2 separate regions of the Homo sapiens genome follow, and region 2 is linked to region 1. A link is a loop called in an ENCODE intact Hi-C map of the cell type or tissue named here. Cell type or tissue: PC-3. All regions are shown on one strand. Links, peaks and the distances in the headings refer to the core of each region. The heading gives the core; the rest is flanking DNA.

Region 1 (10,438 bases), core at 1,183-9,182:
TGATAATGAAAATTAAAACAGAAAATTACATTAAAATTACTTTTGTCTTTTTTATCTTTAAGCTTAAAAGATCCTTTGAAAAGTTTGCAGGCCTTTAGAATTTAGAGAGCTGTCAACCAGGGAAACTTTAATGTGACATTGTGCTACACAAAAACCGAAATGTTTAAGCAGCACATGACCATGGGAAAAATGTCTCCTATAGCAAAATAGGAGACAAAAGAACTTCCATAAAATCAGTTTGTGTAGGCCAGCTGGTTATTGTCAACTATTCAAGAAAAAGTCAGAGAGGCCCTCCCTTAAAACTTCCTTCCCAGCAGGAATTCTTTTGACAATGACTTCTGTTTAGGGTCTTCCTGTCCCTGTTTTTCTTATTTTTTTTTTTAACCCATCATTGAGGTAAAGAATTGTTCTGTGTTTAGGTCTTTTGAAGTAATCTTACCTAGCATTAATTTTAATATTATGTCTTTAATTTCAAATATTAACAGTTTTATGCTGTTTCTCTTAATGGTTATAATTAACATGCATACAACGTATAGATCCGAAACCAAATTTTGATTTCAAAATGAAGATCACATCCAGATGCCTTTTAGATTGATTTTCCACTCGCTTCTCACTGTGCCACACTATTTTACCTTGTTTTTGCTATTGTAGTTTTTATATGTATAGTTGGATTTTAATTCAGTGAAGTAAAAAAAAAAAAAAAAGTGTTGCTCTTTGGGGAGAAAGAAAAACTTTCCAAGAGGAGGAGGAGATTATTGATTCAGCCAAAACAAATGTTTTTTTTTAATTTTATTTTATTTTATTATTGTTATTATTATTTTTTTTTTTTAATTGATCATTCTTGGGTGTTTCTCGCAGAGGGGGATTTGGCAGGGTCACAGGACAATAGTGGAGGGAAGGTCAGCAGATAAACAAGTGAACAAAGGTCTCTGGTTTTCCTAGGCAGAGGACCCTGCGGCCTTCCGCAGTGTTTGTGTCCCTGGGTACTTGAGATTAGGGAGTGGTGATGACTCTTAAGGAGCATGCTGCCTTCAAGCATCTGTTTAACAAAGCACATCTTGCACCGCCCTTAATCCATTCAACCCTGAGTGGATACAGCACATGTTTCAGAGAGCACAGGGTTGGGGGTAAGGTCACCAATCAACAGGATCCCAAGGCAGAAGAATTTCTCTTAGTACAGAACAAAATGAAAAGTCTCCCATGTCTACCTCTTTCTACACAGACACGGCAACCATCCGATTTCTCAATCTTTTCCCCACCTTTCCCCCCTTTCTATTCTACAAAACCGCCATTGTCATCATGGCCCGTTCTCAATGAGCTGTTGGGTACACCTCCCAGACGGGGTGGTGGCCGGGCAGAGGGGCTCCTCACTTCCCAGTAGGCGCAGCCGGGCAGAGGCGCCCCTCACCTCCCGGATGGGGGGCTGACCCCCCCCACCTCCCTCCCGGACGGGGCGGCTGGCCGGGCAGAGGGGCTCCTCACTTCCCAGTAGGGGCGGCCGGGCAGAGGCACCCCTCACCTCCCGGACAGGGCGGCTGGCCGGGCAGGGGGCTGACCCCCCCACCTCCCTCCCTCCCGGATGGGGCGGCTGGCCGGGCGGGGGGCTGACCCCCCCACCTCCCTCCCGGACGAGGTGGCTGCCGGGCAGAGACGCTCCTCACTTCCCAGACGGGGTGGCTGCTGGGCGGAGGGGCTCCTCACTTCTCAGACGGGGCGGCTGCCGGGCGGAGGGGCTCCTCACTTCTCAGACGGGGCGGTTGCCAGGCAGAAGGTCTCCTCACTTCTCAGACGGGGCGTCCGGGCAGAGACGCTCCTCACATCCCGGACGGGGCGGCAGGGCAGAGGTGCTCCCCACATCTCAGACGATGGGCGGCCGGGCAGAGACGCTCCTCACTTCCCAGATGTGATGGCGGCCGGGAAGAGGCGCTCCTCACTTCCTAGATGGGATGGTGGCCGGGCAGAGACACTCCTCACTTTCCAGACTGGGCAGCCAGGCAGAGGGGCTCCTCACATCCCAGACGATGGGCGGCCAGGCGGAGACGCTCCTCACTTCCCAGACGGGGTGGCGGCCGGGCAGAGGCTGCAATCTCGGCACTTTGGGAGGCCAAGGCAGGCTGCTGGGAGGTGGAGGTTGTAGCGAGCCGAGATCATGCCACTGCACTCCAGCCTGGGCACCATTGAGCACTGAGTGAACGAGACTCCGTCTGCAATCCCGGCACCTCGGGAGGCCGAGGCTGGCGGATCACTCGCGGTTAGGAGCTGGAGACCAGCCCGGCCAACACAGCGAATCCCCGTCTCCACCAAAAAAATACGAAAACCAGTCAGGCGTGGCGGCGCGCGCCTGCAATCGCAGGCACTCGGCAAGCTGAGGCAGGAGAATCAGGCAGGGAGGTTGCAGTGAGCCGAGATGGCAGCAGTACCGTCCAGCTTCGGCTGGGCATCAGAGGGAGACCGTGGAAAGAGAGGGAGAGGGAGACCGTGGGGAGAGGGAGAGGGAGAGGGAGAGGGGGAGGGGGAGGGGGCAACAAATGTTTTTTAATTGAAATGTTTTTCCTTCAGTTTCCTATATGAGTTATTTAAGGATTTAGATGGTTTTATGAGCCACTTAGTATTTACAACCCTTCTTAATTGTACCCTCTTCCTCACAGGGGAACATTTGCCTAAATCTTTGGAAGGATTTTTTATCTATGAAGAAGAAGGTTCTGGAGTTCCAGGTTCTAGTAGGAAAGGAAATGATGCCATCGTAGTAGAACAATGGACTGTTATTGAGGTGAGCTGCAGTTTTCTGACAATTTAGCTTTACATATATAAATATAATATATAATATATATATATGTTTGGTTTGGGTTTTTCATTTGTTTGTTTGTTTGTTTTTGTTTTTGTTTTTTTGAGTCAGGGCCTTACTCTGTTACCCAGGCTGGAGTGCAGTGGCACCATCACAGCTCACTGCAGCCTCAACTTCCCCTGGCTCAGGTGATTCTCCAACCTCAGCCTCCCAGGTAGCTGGGACTACAGGCCTGCACCACCATACTCATCTAATTTTTTTGTATTTTTTGTAGAGACAGGGTCTCGCCATGTTGCCCAGGCTATATATATTTTATTTTACATGTTAAAGATCTTCAGTGCCTGGCACATGCAGTATCCTTAAACACATATTTGTTTAGTGTTTAGAATCTCATTACAAATGCATGAACAAACTTCTTTCGGATTTGTGAAAAGGTAATTTGCTTTATCCAGTGTTAAATGTTTTTGCAAGATAGAGAAATAATTAACTATGCATAAGCAGCAGTAAGTTCCCAAAAATTTTAAGCCAAAAAACATCGCCTGGCACTGAGCTTCTCTTTACAGCATTCTGTGACAACTGATTGAAAGAAAAAAATTTGGTCACTCAACTAGTGTTTTATCTCCAATCAACCAATGTGACTGAGGTTTTTTTTAACCTTATGAATGACTTTCAAAGGCAAAAATATCCAAAAGATGTTCTCTCTCTCGCCAGGCCAAATATGTACACACAGCATTGTCCTTCACAAACAGAGATGACATTGCTGCTGATGTTGTGCACCCTGAATTCAGATGTCACTGAATGGACTGTCTTTGAGGTGTACACACTGAATTCAGGTATATTCTGTTTTGTGTTTGAGGCCCTCCCTGACAGGCTGTTTCAGGGATACTTTTACCTTTCTGACCTTACACAGGTTAAAGAGACATAGCCCATTTTCAAAGAAACTAGAAAACCCATTGAGTGGGGAAAAAGGATTTGAGGAAAGAGGTAGAGCTCTTAGCAAAACTCAATTCCAAATTAAGAAAAAAGCAGTGAAAAGACTCCCCACACCCAAGCGCCTCTCATCTTCAATACCACTATTGTCACTCTCCACTCTTGTCCTCACTTCCTGGTCCCTAGACCCATGTTTCTGAAATGTGTTCTAGAAACTTCTTGGATCCAAATCCGCTAAGGAACTCGTGTTAAAATGCAGCCTCTGCCTGACACAGTGGCTCACGTCTGTAACCCCAGCACTTTAGGAAGGTGAAATGGGAGGATAACTTGAGCCCGGGAGTTCAAGACCAGCCTGGGCAACATAGTGAGACCCCATCTCTACAAAAAATTTTAAAATTAACCAGGCATAGTGTCATGCACCTGTAGTCCCAGTTACTCAGGCGGCAGAGGCAGGAGAATAGTTTGAGCCCAGGAGATTGAGGTTAAAGTGAGTTATGACTGTGCCACTGCACCCTAGCCTGGATGTAGGAATGAGACCCTCTCTTTAAAATAAAATAAAATAAAATAAAATAAAATAAAATAAAATGCAGATTCCCAGCTCCCCAACCCCATGTATTAAATTTCGAGAACCACTGCCCTAACAAGACCAAAGGAAGGCCCAAACTTCAGACAACGGGATGGAAACCTCTCTCCATTACTAGTGTTTCTAACTTGGTTCAATTATCAGAAGGAAGCAGAGCAGAACATGAAGCCCAGGAAGGCTGCAGCGGATGAAAGTGAACTCCCCTCATCCTAACACGCATCACCCTTTGTTGTAATTGTGTAGTTGGTTGTCTTTGCCATTAGACTATGAGCTCTTATACTTATTCATGCAGGGATGTGAAATCAAAACAGATTATGGCCCTCTGCTGCACACTCTGGCTGAATTCGGATGGCTTCTGACAAGCGTGTTGCCCACACCTGTATTGAGACATGACAGGTAAGGCAAAAGTATCCTTACATACTATCATTTAATTCTAATATATAACTTCATCTGTTAGATAGTTCAATTCAACAAATATTTGTTTAATGCCTACAGAAAACATTACACTGAGCTTCGAATTTGATTTTATGGACCTTAGAGGTTAGTAAATATAGTCCTTGGCATTATAGATGTATAAGCTGTTAGGCTCTGCAGCACATATCCAAAACTGTTCTCACCCCAGCCCACAGCCAGGTTTAGGACACAGTAGGGTTCCAGAGTGAGCAGGATGGAGGAGCGCTTCTGCCACCTCCCCTCCAGTGTGGTGAGTTAGTTCCCCTTGGCACATGGACTTGGTAGCTGTTTCCATTAAAATAAATGCCTACATTAGAACCAAATGCCAATATTTTGTAAGTACTAACTTTCCTTTTCCTTTTCTCCTTTTACTAACTTTCCTGGAAAGGAAAAATTGAATCTTACTTTTTTGAGAGAGGGAAACAGAGACCAAGTAAGTCATTATGTAAAATGCTTTGCTATTCCTGGGACCCAGAGATGTGTCCTCTGCCCGCTTTGGCATCCAGGAAATGACTGACTGCTAAGGCTGTCCTGCCTGGGCAGGTGACTACCTGCAGAGGACAGCACAGTACCAACTAGGCCTTCCCTTTTAGCAGAGTCAATTATGGTTCAACATTCTGAGTGATTTGCAGGTGTGACTAAGGAAAGCAACTTCCCCTTCCTTAGTCTAACCCACTTCACTCACCTTTTCTGGCCTTCCCGGTTTAGCAACTTAGCCCTGTCCAGTATCCCAGTACCCCACAACATTTAAAAACCTTTGATTGGCATGGCTTTATCTGAAAAGCCACACCTTCTTCGGGTAGGGAAAGGAATTAAGGTGGATATAAAGTAAAGAAACTCAAGTTTAAAGAACAAAAAAGGAATGTTTGAAGTAAGCAAAGCAATTAATCTACTTTTCTTCCCAGAGCTCTATAGTAACTGTTCTCAAATTGAGTGATGACTCCTTGAAGCATGATTTCCCAGCCTTTTGTACTCTGTGACATATCTGTCAAATAACAGAATAGTAATAATTCTCAAGATTCAGTCTTCACAAAACAGGAGAATTCCATGACACCCCCGCCCTCAACCTTGCAGGATGTGTGACAGGGGTGTGGCTTGTTTGTTCACCCTCTGCATGCTCAAACCACTTACAGGAGGGGAAGCACACAGATGGGCAGGTGCAGGAGCTGGGGTGAGTGCTGTGGGGCTCCGGCCCCATGGTAGCGTCTAGGGGTGGGTGCCTGTGACTCCCAAAGCCCAAGTAGGCATGTGTTACAGTGATCTTTTAGTTTTGCCATCTGCAGAGGGCTTAAGTGTTAACCAGCTCAGTGTCCTCTCAGTACCTAGGTCCTTGTCCAGCGTCCAGGAAGAACCAAGTTGCACAGGGAATTGAGGACAGTGATTGTGCAGGTTTTATTGAGGGTAGAGGTGGGATGCAGTGGGAAGATGATCATCTTCCGGAGTTTGACCGTCCAGCAGCCGATCTCCTCTCCAACCATCTCCAGCCAAACTCTTCTCAGCATTCAGATGCTCCTTCTCTTATCTCTGCCACGCCATTCTGAATTTTAAATTTTAAAAATCAAATTTAAAAGGCAAAAAGTCAATCAATAAATAAAAATATGTGGAAGCTGTACATGGTTTCTGGCCCTGAAGGATCTTGTGAGCTGGTTAAGCTTACGTTTCATATGTACAAAACAAGGGACTTACATTCTGGTCAGGGCAGATCAAGCTTATGTATTGTGTAATATAATACAGTAACTAATCAAGGGCTAGATGAGGTGTCTTAGTCTATAGGTTCTGTAGGAATATTAAAAAGAAGAGACATTTTAAACTGTCAAAGTTGGATGGGATCATCAAATACTAAAGAGATTAGAGGGCAGCATCATCACTATTTAGCAGATTTCCATTTAGGAAGATGCTACTAACTCTGTATAGAAGATAGCAGAAAAATGTAATTTTAACATTAATTGCCATTATGCAACAAGGCTCACTACAACTCTCAATGTCTACTCTTCTTTTGTATGCCAAGGAGCATTGTGCAATATTGGTGTTTATTTTGTTCCTTTGCATTTTGTAATTTGAGTCCTGCCAAGTGCCTGCAACACAGGAAATATAGGATGAAGGTCATTTGGTAACAAGGATTGTTGGTAAATCTTGTTTATTCTCTGCCTTTTTATTCTTGTGCAAATATACTGTCCCTGTGACAAGTCACATGCTGTTCTTAGCTGCTTCAGTACACACAACGATAGTAATCATGGTCAATGATGTCATCTTTACAAATAAAGAAAAGTGTTATATACAGTTGACCTTGGTCAAAATAGAGGATAGAGCCCGAAGTTTTTAGTCTCTGACACTAGAGGAATGGTTATGAGCTGCCCAGGCTTTGGAGCTAAGCAGATCTTGTTTTAATTATAGCTTCATCATTGTTTAGCTGTATGATTTGGGCAAGTCATCTAACCTTTTTAAGATAAATTTCCTTATCTGAAAAATTGGACAATAATATCAACTTTAGTGGATTATCACTATGACTAAGATAATACACGCAAAGTACCTATACAGGGCCTGGGCATATTAAGCTAATGAATTAGGGCTAATGTTTTGGGACGCAATCCTTAGCAGAACCAAAATTTCTGATAAGTTGAAACCAATGTTCAGGGATGGTAGCTTGGCCTGTCCTAAATCAGGATGTTTCAGAAAATGTAAATACTCTAGTTCACTATATACAAAATCAGCACTGAAGATGACAAGATAATAAAAGCAACAGAAATACATAATGACATTATTAAGATATCTTCTTACACATATTCTCACACCCAGAAAAAAGAATGTCTATCATCATCTTCTTTTTGCGGCCCACATGTCGAAAACATAACTTAAAATTACTGTCAGTGAAAACATTCTTCCTTACATGTGTTTGTCTTATATGCAACAACAGAGTCTTAAGTAATTTCAACATTCTCCCTACTCTTCTGTCACCTAAGCCATACTTGAATGGCCTATATATAAGCTGTTTTTCCCTCACTCAAATATATCCTGTTATTGGATTACATACATACAGTACGTCCCTAGGTTAAAGTTGTTGCTTCAATTACCCTAGGCAATATCACACCACTAGGGTTTAAAGCTGCATTACCATGGAAACGTCATGATGCTGTAATCTTATATCACCACATTATTCCAGAGTTATTGTTGTTGGTCCTGAAAACATGCCAGAATCCCTTCTTAATTGTTATCACTATTAATAATACCAATGGGCTCAATCCTTTTTCCTTCAAGAGTTCAAGGTGAAAGTTGACAGTAACTCTTCAGAGCAAATTTGGTGGAGGACCAAACCAGCTGAGTTAGCAGCTAATATTGTTAAACCACCAAAATAAAGGAGAAGGAGGAGCTAAAGTTCCCTCTGTTTGGCTACCTCAAAACAGCAGCATGGCTCCCCTCTCCAATTCTGGAGTGTGGGCAGGAATGTGCATTGTAACAGGAATCCCAAAGCAATTTTTATGCACTTTCAGAAACACTGAATTCTAACCTTACACTGAGAGAGAGAAAGTGAGGGTAAGGGAGGGGGTGAGAGAGAGAGAACTTTAGAACACAGGATAGAAGAAAGACATGCACTCATTTATATCCAGAAGGCAGAATTTAAAGGCAGGGGACTTTTGGTCCAGCTGAATCAAGTTGTACTATACCAAGAACATTAAAAAACCTCATCCTCAAGTGAACCTAATAGACACCTACAGAACTCTCCACCCCAAATCTACAGAATATACATTCTTCTCAGCACATCACACTTATTCTAAAATTGAACACATGTTTGGAAGTAAAGCACTCCTCAGCAAATGTAAAAGAACAGAAATCACAACAAACTGTCTCTCAGACCACAGTGCAATCAAATTAGAACTCAGGATTAAGAAACTCACTCAAAACTGCACAACTACATGGAAACTGAACACCCTGCTCCTTATTGACTGTTGGGTGAATAACAAAACGAAGGCAGAAATAAAGATGTTCTTTGAAACCAATGAGAACAAAGACACAACATACCGGAATATATGGGACACATTTAAAGCAATGTGTAGAGGGAAATTTATAGCACTAAATGCCCACAAGAGAAAGCAGGAATGATCTAAAATTGGCACTCTAACATCACAATTAAAAGAACTAAAGAAGCAAGAGCAAACACATTCAAAAGCTAGCAGAAGACAGGAAATAACTAAGATCAGAGCAGAAATGAAGGAGATAGAGACACAAAAAACCCTTCAAAAAGTCAATGAATCCAGGAGCTGGTTTTTTGAAAAGACCAACAAAATACATAGACCACTAGCCAGACTAATAAAGAAGAAAAGAGAGAAGAATCAAATAGACGCAATAAAAATGATAAAGGGGATATCACTACCGATCCCACAGAAATACAAACTACTATCAGAGAATACTATAAACGCCTCTATGCAAATAAACTAGAAAATCTAGAAGAAAGGGATGACTTCCTGGACACATACACCCTCCCAAGACTAAACCAGGAAGAAGTTGAATCTCTGACTAGACCACTAACAGGTTCTGAAATTGAGGCAATAATTAATAGCGTACCAACCAAAAAAAGTCCAGGACCAGACGGATTCACAGCCAAATTCTACCAGAGGTACAAAGAGGAGCTGGTACCATTCCTTCTGAAATTATCTCAATCAACAGAAAAAGAGGGACTCCCCCCTAACTCATTTTTGAGGCCAGCATCATCCTGATACCAAAACCTGGCAGAGACACAACAAAAAAAGAATATTTTAGGCCAATATCCCTGATGAACAATGATATGAAGCTCATCAATAAAATACTGGCAAACCGAATCCAGCAGCACATCAAAAAGCTTATCCACCACAATCAAGTCGGCTTCATCCCTGGGATGCAAGGCTGGTTCAACATACACAAATCAATAAATGTAATCCATCACATAAACAGAACCAATGACAAAAAACACATGATTATCTCAATAGATGTAGAAAAGGCCTTTGACAAAATTCAACAGCACTTCATGCTAAAAACTCTCAATAAACTAGGTATTGATAGAACATATCTCAAAATAATAAGAGCTATTTGTGACAAACCCACAGCCAATATCATACTGAATGGGCAAAAACTGGAAGCATTCCCTTTGAAAACTAGCACAAGACAAGGATGCCCTCTCTCACCACTCCTATTCAACATAGTGTTGGAAGTTCTGGCCAGGGCAATCAGGCAAGAGAAAGAAATAAAGGGTATTCAATTAGGAAATGAGGAGGTCAAATTGTCTCTGTGTGCAGAAGACATGATTGTATATTTAGAAAACCCCATTGTCTCAGCCCAAAATCTCCTTAAGCTGATAAGCAACTTCAGAAAAGTCTCAGGATACAAAATCAATGTGCAAAAATAACAAGCATTCCTATACACCAATAACAGACAGAGAGCCAAATCATGAGTGAACTCCCATTCACAATTGCTACAAAGAGAATAAAATACCTAGGAATCCAACTTACAAGGGATGTGAAGGACCTCTTCAAGGAGATCTACAAATCACTGCTCAAGGAAATAAAAGAGGACACAAACAAATGGAAGAACATTCCATGCTCATGGATAGGAAGAATCAATATAGTGAAAATGGCCATACTGCCCAAGGTAATTTACAGATTCGATGCCATCCCCATCAAGCTATCAATGACTTTCTTCACAGAATTGGAAAAAAC
Region 2 (10,438 bases), core at 1,028-9,027, 160 kb before region 1:
TGGAAAATAATTCACCAGTTCTTGAATTGGTTTCTCTTCAATGTGATTCTCAAGTCTTGGGTTTTTTTTCAGTTATACCTTAAAAGTCTATTATCTTACCATTCTGCAAAGGCTTATACATTTATATATATTTATTAAAATTTAAATTATGTCCTCTAACTTAGAATTGTGAACATGTGGATATGTACTGAGCTAATTCTTTGGAATAAACATTTATGAGCTACAAGTATATAATTTTTTAACAAAATCAGTCCAATCTTCAAATTGACAAGTGCATTTAAAATTTTGACTTTCAGGCTGAAAATGGTGAATGTGAATGTTAGAGTTTATTAACTTGTCGATGACCATTAGTTAAAGACCACCAGGAACACATGCGTCATTTAGTAAAGTTGGGTCTGTTAATTGTTCAAACAAGGGAAAACATAAACCATGGGGCCTCTCAATCAGAAGGTGTTAGAACTTACAGGATATAGGCTTCTGTTGAGCAATTTCTAGAGAGGGTTTAAGGAAGTAGGGCTTTACTCTGGAATGTATAGCGTCAGGAAATGGTAGTAATTCTATGATTGGATGTGTTAACTTTTATCTAAAAGGAAAGAAAAATGGATCGAGGCTAAAACTATAGCTGATAAAGAAGGAGCAGTCACTCATATCAGCCAGAATGGAGGGTTGTTTGGTTATTCTTGTGGTTTGGGCAATGCCTTTGTTTTTGTCAGCATTCAAACATGATTATGGAGTGGTCTTGTTTTTAATCTTGATCCATCAGAGTCACAGGGTGACTTTGTCTGATGTTGGTGTTCTGTTAACAAGAGAACACCACAGCCTAGCTGTGAGTGCCAGGCCAACTCCTAACAACACCAGGGTGTAGTTGATTGTGTCAGGCTGGGACTGTTTTCTCTTTCTCAAACATGTTCATGAGTTTAATATTCCCCTTAATAATTAAGTAATAGGTTTGATAATAATATAAGCATTTTAAGTAATATATTTAATATTTAAAATCTCTATAGTGGAGTAGATTCTGTGTTTCCTAGTTCTGTTGCCTTAAAAAGCTCTTAGCTCTAATTATAATTTTTATAATATTAAAAGTAAAGCCTAGAATACTATATTTTGCCTAAATGACTCTTCTTTTTGAAAAATATATGTTTTTGGTCTGCATCAAAAGCAGACTGCATTATACCCAGTGCAAAAAGTGTAAAAGAATTTTATTTTACAGCAAACATCAAACCAGATGCAAACAGATTCATTATCTCCATCCCCTAATCCTGTGTCACCTGTGCCTTTGAATAACCCAACAAGTGCCCCAAGATATGGAACAGTGATCCCTAATCGCATCTTTGTAGGAGGAATTGATTTTAAGGTACCTATTTATGCATGCAGTAAAGTGTATTTTTTCATTAGAAGTCTTTATTTCTCAGAAATTATTTCTTTGTGCAACTATAAAATAACATATTTGCATAATGATTAACAGATTTTGAATTATCTTATTATAAAGAATCTTTTCAACCAGCATGTAGGTTACATAAAGCATTAAAAACTGTTCAATGTCAGATATAAAGAAATTGATCCTCACTGACTTGCTGTGGGCTGCTAGCCACATAGTGACAGAGTGAGACTAGAAGCCTAGTTTTCTGTCTCATAGCTCCATACTCTTCCATACCAGAACTAATTATACTTTCTTGCCTAATATTCCAATAGCCAAAATAATTGATTATTATAATTTTCAAAAGAGACTCTATTTTTTAAAAACTTACTTTTATGAAATACTATTTCTTTACCCCAACTCTTATCTCAGATTCCTGAGCAACCTCCTAGGCATCTATTCTTTGCAAAGCACTTTCTATGTTAGAATTTAGGATTTGATCACCAAAAAAGTCCTGTGTCCTTGTCAGAATAAAGCATCTTAAAAGTAGTATATTTAAGCAGAAAAAAAAATAACTATTCGGTACTAGGCTTAGTACCTGGGTGCCAAAATAATCTATACAACAAACCCCAATGATGAGTTTATAACAAATCTGCACGTGTACCCCGAACTTAAAATAAAAGTTTTTTAAAAACTAATATATTTATATCATGTAATCAGCCATTCCACTGTTTCAAGAAAGCATAGTTCATGACATGATGTGCAGTGCCCCCCAGCCCACATAGGGGAGGTAAGAGTAAACACCTACAAGAAAGGCATGCATAGATATTTTAAGTGGAATACTCTTACTTTCAAATGGATATATAGAAGGATTTCCAAGCTTCTATTTTACATATTAGAAATTATAGGGAGAGTTATCATTTTCAACAAAAAAAAAACCTTCCTTATGCCATTAGGTGTGATATTTGACATTTATAACTATTTCCATATAACCAATCTGTTACAATTTGGGTGGAATTTCTTTTTTCCTGCACAAGAGAAATGTTACACTTAGTGTATTTGCCAAAACAATGAGTCTTAAACAAGTATATGATTGTTTCACTAAAAATAAAGTAAGAAAAATTATTTCTTATAAAATATTTATTTTTAAAAAGATTTTCTTTGTGGAAAATACTGATAGCTGGCAGAAATGTTCAATTTGGGAATTCATTTATATTACAATAGATTAGCATGTTTTTAAAAATAAGTTATCAATAAATATAAACATTTGTATGGCCAGGTTATTTTAGGTTACTGAAGCCCATCAGCTACAGCATGCACTTTGGAGACGGTTGTTATAATGCAGCCATAGCTTTAAGGTAATTGCTAGGGCTTCCTCCTGTATACTTATACCTTTTTCAAAACCACAGATAAAGGCCAGCAAGGAAATCATTTACTTTAATAGCAAGTAGTCACAGACTTTTTAACCTTTCATTTTTATAAGCAAACAGACTATCCCTCTTAATGCTTACTTTTCTTGACTGTCTCTTTGTCACTAAAGAAGTGGAGCTACAAAATTGAGGTAGTGATTATTCTACCAGAGAATAGTTGGAATTAATTTGTATTCAAATATCTAGTAACAATTCTTATTCTAGCATTGATTTCATTTTCTGTTAACTGAAATAAAAGTCATTCAGTTTTTCTTAGATTGAATCAGTATTTGTCATTATGCAGCTTAGCAGGCTTTATGTTACCAACTAAAAACCAATAGTGTATGTAAGTAGTGAGGTGGCAGTTGAACTCAAAAGGCATAGCTCTGCACTAAGGCATGTCTTTTTGCAGTGTATATAAAGAAATTTTTTTCTAGAGAAAAGTTACTCTTGTAGACAAACAGTTACAGCTAAACCAGGAAATGAAATTGCAATGAATTTAGTGTCAGTATTCTGAGAAAAGGTGATATGAGTCTATTATCAGACTATTTCAATTAAAAAAACAGACATGCCAAAACCATCTTTGTAGACACCTTGTATGCTTTAAATCTAATTATGATTCCAATTTTTATTTTATTATCAAAACAATGTCTGAATTTAGCTGAAATGTATATTGAGTACAGATAAGGAATCTAATAACTTTAAATCTTATAGTCACTCCATTGTTCTCACAGTTGAGTTCAAGCACTTTTGGAAATACATTCCTTTCCTAAAACTGACTTAGGAAAGGAGTTCCTGAGACTACTGATTAAAATAGAATGACTGGTGTAGGCCAACACAACCTAGTTCCACTGCCATGACTGTCTCTGAGCCACAAGAGCCAAAATAGTATTGTACCCTTACTATGGAAATAGCATTCCTAATCCAAATTGGCTTTTTAAAAACTGGCCAGCTAGAGAACAAGAATCATTTAAAGATTTCTTTAAATAGTGAGTTTTGTAGTTTTAAAATAATTCAGCTTACATTTTTATTGGCATATGGTAATTTAACAACATAGCTATTGCATAAAGCAAGATATTTACCTTGATTTTAATCACCTAGTGGTTTATGCACTGTTTTGATGATGAGAGGCATTTTTCATGCATCTTATCTATAACTTTTTCTGTCTCCAGAGCAAGCATGAGAATTATTCATCTTTTATCAACTAAAAATGCTTTTTAACGTTTTCTTTTTATGCCATTAGACAAACGAAAGTGATTTAAGAAAATTTTTTTCCCAGTATGGGTCTGTGAAAGAAGTGAAGATTGTAAATGACAGAGCTGGAGTATCCAAAGGGTTAGTATCACTATAGATTGTCTATGGAATTAGCAACTCTATTTTCATTGGATGACTAGGTTTTGTACGCCAGTTTACTTTGGTTCCATTTTCCAGCAGAGACCATCATGCCCTCTTCTTTCCTCCTACCTTTTGATTTCCTTGTGTGTGTGTGTGTGTGTGTGTGTGTATTTTGGAGGGAGGAGACACTGTAATATTTCTTAATTTGTTGAGAAGTTATTCTTGCATGGGTGGAGGGACCATTCAGTGGTAGGCAGCAAGCACTTAATGTAAGTAGCAGATGTACATTAGCTGAGGAATGAGAAGCAAAAGGAATCAGATTCTTTTGGAATTGTATCCCTGCTTTAGGCCATAGAGAGCTTTATTTGAAAACAGCTGACACCAAGAAATGTCTGTAGGTTGTGCCTCAGAGACCTAATTAGGGGACCAGTATGAGAAATATAATTCTAGTGAGAATGATTTTTAATTGCTATATCAATGATAATGAAAATTGAGAAGAAAGTAATAGACTGTGTCTTTAAATGTGTATAGAGCTGTTTCAGTGGAATGCTATGTGTACAAAGCCAAATTTCAGAAAGGAAAAAGATAGTTTACATAGTACACTCACTTAAGGAGTTGGACTGCAAAGTTAAAAGAAAATAGATAAGGCAGTAAAGTATTGTATTTACTTTCTTGAAAGAGAGACGAGACATACATATTTATAGGCATAAGAAAAGGGACCCATTGAGGTGGTATTGGTGAGAAACAACATTCGACAGATGGATATGCTGGAAGAGATGGGATTCTACAGAAAGGTTATTTATAAACAGATGAGATACTTCCTCAGAATGCCAAACAATATTAAGGTGAAGTGAGATTTACCTCTTTTGTTTGACTAACAGAATTTGCTATGTTTTGGTAATACCATTTTTTAATCATTGGAAAACATACATGGAAATGTAAATGTAAACTGTATTTTATGCCTTTTCCACTGGGTGGCGTGTGTGTTCTACCAAAAAAATAGCGTAAAACTAATTCCTTAACTTTTTAATGTTTGGGCAAATAGATAAAGAGAAATTCCTTTGTTTAAAAGAAGAAACTTTGTATATGATCCAGTAATTATGAATTGAAGAAAATAGTGAAGATATTTAGCATTACTCAGAAGAGTTTACTTAAGTTATCTAAATAGCAATTATGTTTTGAGAGATACATTTTTTCTTTCTTTTGTTACTTTTTTCTCTACCTATTGTGGCTTTTTGGACATGGAGCACATCATTTATGTGTATTTGTATCTTCAACATTATATGAATTGTGCTTGAAGTTAATTATGTATGAAAAACAGATGTGAAATCTGGGTTGTACATATTTTTAATTGATATTGTTTGGGAATATACTAATAATTACATTATCAGTTATATGTGCTAATAATAATAATTAAATAATACATTTACATTGTCATTCACCAATATAAGAAATTTTATTGTGTTGAAATTTTAAATTTTTTAGTTATTTTTCTACTTTGATTTCTCTTAGCCAAACTTCTATTAGTTTAAAAGGAGATTATTGCTCTGGATTGAAATTTATTGCATCCCCAATTTTTAAGCAACAGCATGAATCTCTTGTGCTTTTCTTTCCTGCATACAGCTGAGAGCTGAAGCTGTTTCAAGATCTCAGGGGTTTTTTTTCTTTTAGTTCCTGACTAAAAGTGACAGTGTTAGGCTGTGAATGATTCTTCTAAGATTCCCATGCTAGTGCAGCATAGAAACATGCCTACTCCTACAGTGGCCGATGATTTAAAAACAAAATTTTTAAACATTTTAATATAATTAATATAACATTCTAAGAAAATGATTAATTAGTAATAATTAATGCATTTATTTAGGTATGGTTTCGTCACTTTTGAAACACAAGAAGATGCACAAAAAATTTTACAAGAGGTATGATCTTTTGGTGTATTTAACTTCATTTCTGGAAATTTTGTATTTGAAACTAATCTTTTCGGGGTTCAAATACAATAATCAACTGCTTTTTAAAAAAGGTTTGCATCTTAAGATTGGCATTGGTCTCTAGGAAACTTAATCTGCAGAAGAGCAAATTCCAAAATCACTACAAGTATGGTTGTGAAACTGTAATATAATGTTTCGCTTTATTTACTTAAATTAAGAACTTGGGGATATATCTTTTGCGAAGTGTTAATAGCATTTTGAATGTTTAAAAAACACTACAAATGTGGATTCCAACAGTGAGGTTATCTGAGATGATTTCCCTCCTGTGAAAAACATTATATAAACTAAGAATATTCACAGAAAAAAAGCCTATAGCCAGCAATTCAGTGTAATAACTTTAAGTTAAGGCAAATATAACATTTAACTTTTTTAGAAAAAAAGTAGAATTTGAATTGTATGTTATTAAAATCAAATACAGTCAATTCTTGTTATTTGTGGCAGTTATGTTCTCTAACATTGCTAGGAACACTGAATTAGCAAATGCTGAACTCCTCTTTCTAGGGGAAGTACAAGGTAATGTTCCCAAGAACCTCTGGTCACAATATTGCCATCAACCTATCAATATATAACCTTGTTTTATATGGTTTTCCATTTAAAGGCATCATATATAACAGATTACTGGTTCATTAACATTGAAGCCATGGCCAATAGCACTATAATTCATGCTTGAATTAAGCACATCTAATATATATATTCTCCATAATGCCTATGACAGTCTTCTTGTGCTAGCCAGCACTTCAACAATACACATGGGGGCCATTTTAAATAGCCAAATCACCAACAAAAAGCACAAAAATGGAGAAAACATGGCACTAAATAGAAAGCTCTCTCTTAGAGTATGAGCACTGGAACAAGAAGAAAGAATATCGCCTTATTTGACCTCAACTGGGAGCATGCGCATCAGGCTACTCAAATTTTCCGCCGCTCTTCACGTGTCCACTAATAACCTCAAAATTGCCACAAATATTAATTTTAGGATTACAAGTAAATTTTAGCAAGTAGGCAAATTCACAAATACAGAATCCATGAGTAATGAGGATTGACTGTATTACAAATGGAGAAAATGGGGAATTGCGGTCAGACCCAGATCTATTTCAGTCTGAAGACGGCTCTTTCCCACTATTCCTTGCTGCTTTGAAAGAATATTATAGTCTGAATTTTTGAAATTCTTTCTAACTAGTTTTTCCTTATTGATTTTATAAATAATAGTGCTAAAATAATAAAATAATTTCTTTTTTCTTTATTTTAGGCTGAAAAACTTAATTATAAGGATAAGAAGCTGAACATTGGTCCAGCAATAAGAAAACAACAAGTAGGGATCCCTCGTATGTATTGAGAACTAATGTATTTTTAAATATTTTTGCATGGTTCTTTTTTGAAATATAAGACTTTTTATAGAACTTTATTAAAAGATCATGTTTCTTTCATCTAATAAAGTTATTTTAGCAAAGTTGGTGGAAAAACTGAATATTTTTGCCACAAAATAATATATCTCAATTTTTTTGGCTGGGAAAAAATTTATATACATAAAGATGCTTAAGTATATTCCATGTAGTTACATCATTAAAGGAAAAAAAATCTTTCGTGATGAAAATATCATTTAATATAGCAAAAGTAATTAGAAGTAATTTAATAATTTAGACTTACTAATGAGAAAAATTTTAATTAGAAACTAATTTAAAATTAATCAGAGTAAAAATATTGAAAGTGAAAACATAGAACTAATATCAGAAACTCGCTGCATGCTGTGTACTGTAACCCAGCCAGGTGTGTCATAATTTTCAGGGGGACAATCCCTAAAGCTTTAGGAATTGGCTAAATTATGTATCTACCTTCCTCAAATTTCTCTAATGCTTTCAATTCTATCTTTCCTCACTCTTTCTACTTATTAAGTTAGGCATCTTTATAGTTAACTTTTTACCTTTAATATTTATTAAAATTCCTAACAGTCTTTGGCTAGAAGGAGAAATGTGATGTAAAATTTATAACTAACTTATTTTCCCTTAGCCACATCCTAGTGTCTACGGGAATGTTTAAAACATTAGGTTATTATATATAATCTGTTAACAAATTAATAGATTGTATTCATTTGGACTGTTATGCTTTTGACTTAGAAATAATAGATATTTGGTTAATACAGTTGCCACAACTACAACAAAAAAGAGATTGATGTATATTAAGTTTAATTTTGACTTAGTATTTGTTAATTTAGGAGACAATCAAAGTATCCTCAGTAGGTTAATACAAAATGGAATGCACTAAATATGGCAGAATGCTGAATATTTTCAATCTACTGTTGTTACTTGCAAAGGTTAAGCTAGAACATATAGTAACGGTCCGTTAGCCCATTATCACCAGCAATATGTACTAAATAGTAATGCTCATAGTATGATCTACCAGTTGCTGAAATAGAAAATAAATCAGCACTATGCTGAATGCTTTCACATATACAAATAGTTTTTTCAAAACTACTTAGTGCAAGGGTCAATGTTATGAGTTTTCATTTAATCTTCATAGAATCCCATGATGTATTGTTATCTCTATTTTTGTAAATAGAAAATTCAATCCCAAAAAGATAAAGTCATTGTTTTAAAAATGTTTCTGCTGAAATACTCCTAAAGGTAGAGGAGAGTTAATCTTGGCATGTTGTGGTTCCTAACCCACTGCAGCATACTGGAATTGCAAATTTTCTTTAAAGTCTCATGATTTATGCAAAAACATCATGTATAATTTGCATTCTGTTCCATAATATCATATTGTTTATTTGAATATAAAAATATTTCCCAAAAACAATTGAATAAAACTGATTCTGTAGGAAGATTACTATGTTCAGCCTCTGCTTTTTCATATCTCCTGGTATACCATCCATCCCTTATCCAACTTTAAGAAGTATGGGGTTAAATAGCCTAATGGTGAGTGGTAGCACTAGCCTTCAAATGCAGGACTGTTTGACTCCAAAGTTCTTTTGACTTTTCTGCGAAGAAAAATAGGTGTTAAAAGTACATTTACAAATAAGGGATTCTTATCTTAGTTTTTTCTTAGATCTGTCATTTCTTTCCATCTCCATTACCAACACCCGAGTCCCAACTAACCACTTTGTTTACCTTAATTCCTGGAAAAACATCCTAAGTGGTCTCTCTGAATCCAATCTTTCTACCTTCCAATCCATCATTCACAAGGCAGCCAGAGTGATCTTTCAAAAGTGCACCTCTTATTGTCTTATGCTCAGCTTATTTTGAGGTATTCTTCCCTTTTCTTTCCATGCTTTAGCCATGTAGCCTTCTTTCAGTTCCAGAACATTCTATACTCCTGTTCTCAGAATCTAATATACTGTTTTCTTTACCTAGAATGTACTTTGCCATCCAATTCATTCTTTAGAGCTTAGCTGAACATCATTTCATCACAAATTTTCCATATATATGTATATAGAGAGAAATTTTATATATGTTTTGTATACATAATAATTGAAATGTTCAGTATCGTACCCTATAATGCCTCATGTATTTATCAAAATTGTATTTAATTAATTAATTGTGTAATCAACTAATGACTATCTTCACTACCAGACCTAACTTCTTTGAGGATACAGACCATCTCATGTCTAATTTTTTTATTTTTTGCTGTATCACTAGGGCCCTGTTCAATGCCTTGAAATAGTATGCACTGAAAATTTATTTATTTAGCAGGTAAAGCATGGTTCATTTTCTTTGAATAATGAACCATTATTGAATAATGAACCATTATCATTATCTTTGAATAATAGTGGAATATCTTTTGGGGGGAATCCATGGACCTCCAAAATTGTGTGTAAAATTGTGTTTGACTGTATATATATCTGAGGAAAAGGTCCCTGATTTTCATCAAATTCTCAAAAGGATCTAATTAAGAACCATTAAAATAAATAATAACAATACTAGATCAAATGCAGTGAAAATATAAAAGCTGAGGAGCAATAGTATTATTTAAAGTGGTAGGCCCATGCTATTTGAAGTGTGGTTTGCAGACAGTGTCATTTCATTGGAAGCTGTCAAAATGCAAATTCTTAGGCCCTGTCCCAGATTTACTGACTCAAAATCTCTGAAGATAAGTCCCTGGAATTTGCATTTTAGAAAACAATTTAAGTGATTCTAATTTATGGGAAATTTTGAGAAGCACTGGTATAGGTGGAAGAATTGTCAGTTTCACTAATTTATATAACCTTGCTGGTTAAGACCTAATCTAATTTGGCTAATTTAACTTTTAAAGTCTCCTCAATGACAAAAAATATATATATATCTATGTATATTATTTACTGTTTTTTGGTTTGTGGTGGGGGTTTATATAACTTGGCCCGGGAAAAGAGTTGGGGACCC

The links. Peaks named below come from ENCODE experiments on the same cell type or tissue, not always from the same donor. Only the 100,000 strongest peaks of a DNase experiment are listed, where the experiment ranks them.
Region 2: a loop joins it to region 1, with 4 times the contacts of the local background. A loop is called at or near these places in 2 of 110 quality-filtered maps.

What each region holds. Positions count from the first base shown.
Region 1 is chr2:197,610,132-197,620,569 of GRCh38, reverse strand. It overlaps RFTN2 (raftlin family member 2), which reads left to right. Exons shown (of 9, transcript NM_144629.3): 6 at 2,649-2,770; 7 at 4,591-4,694. Among named protein-coding and RNA genes, the nearest start is that of RFTN2, 60 kb to the left of the region's middle. RefSeq lists enhancers at 1-314, 771-1,275. In PC-3, for the core only: CTCF peaks have their summits at 5,111 and 5,310 (motif pointing right); DNase peaks (open chromatin) are centred at 5,359 and 6,869; H3K4me3 peaks cover 352 bases; H3K27ac peaks cover 851 bases.
Region 2 is chr2:197,772,638-197,783,075 of GRCh38, reverse strand. BOLL (boule RNA binding protein) reads left to right here. Exons shown (of 11, transcript NM_033030.6): 2 at 1,211-1,354; 3 at 4,010-4,101; 4 at 5,963-6,017; 5 at 7,336-7,411. The coding sequence starts at 1,226. Among named protein-coding and RNA genes, the nearest start is that of BOLL, 7.5 kb to the left of the region's middle. In PC-3, for the core only: a CTCF peak has its summit at 5,083; no DNase peak of the experiment used is centred there.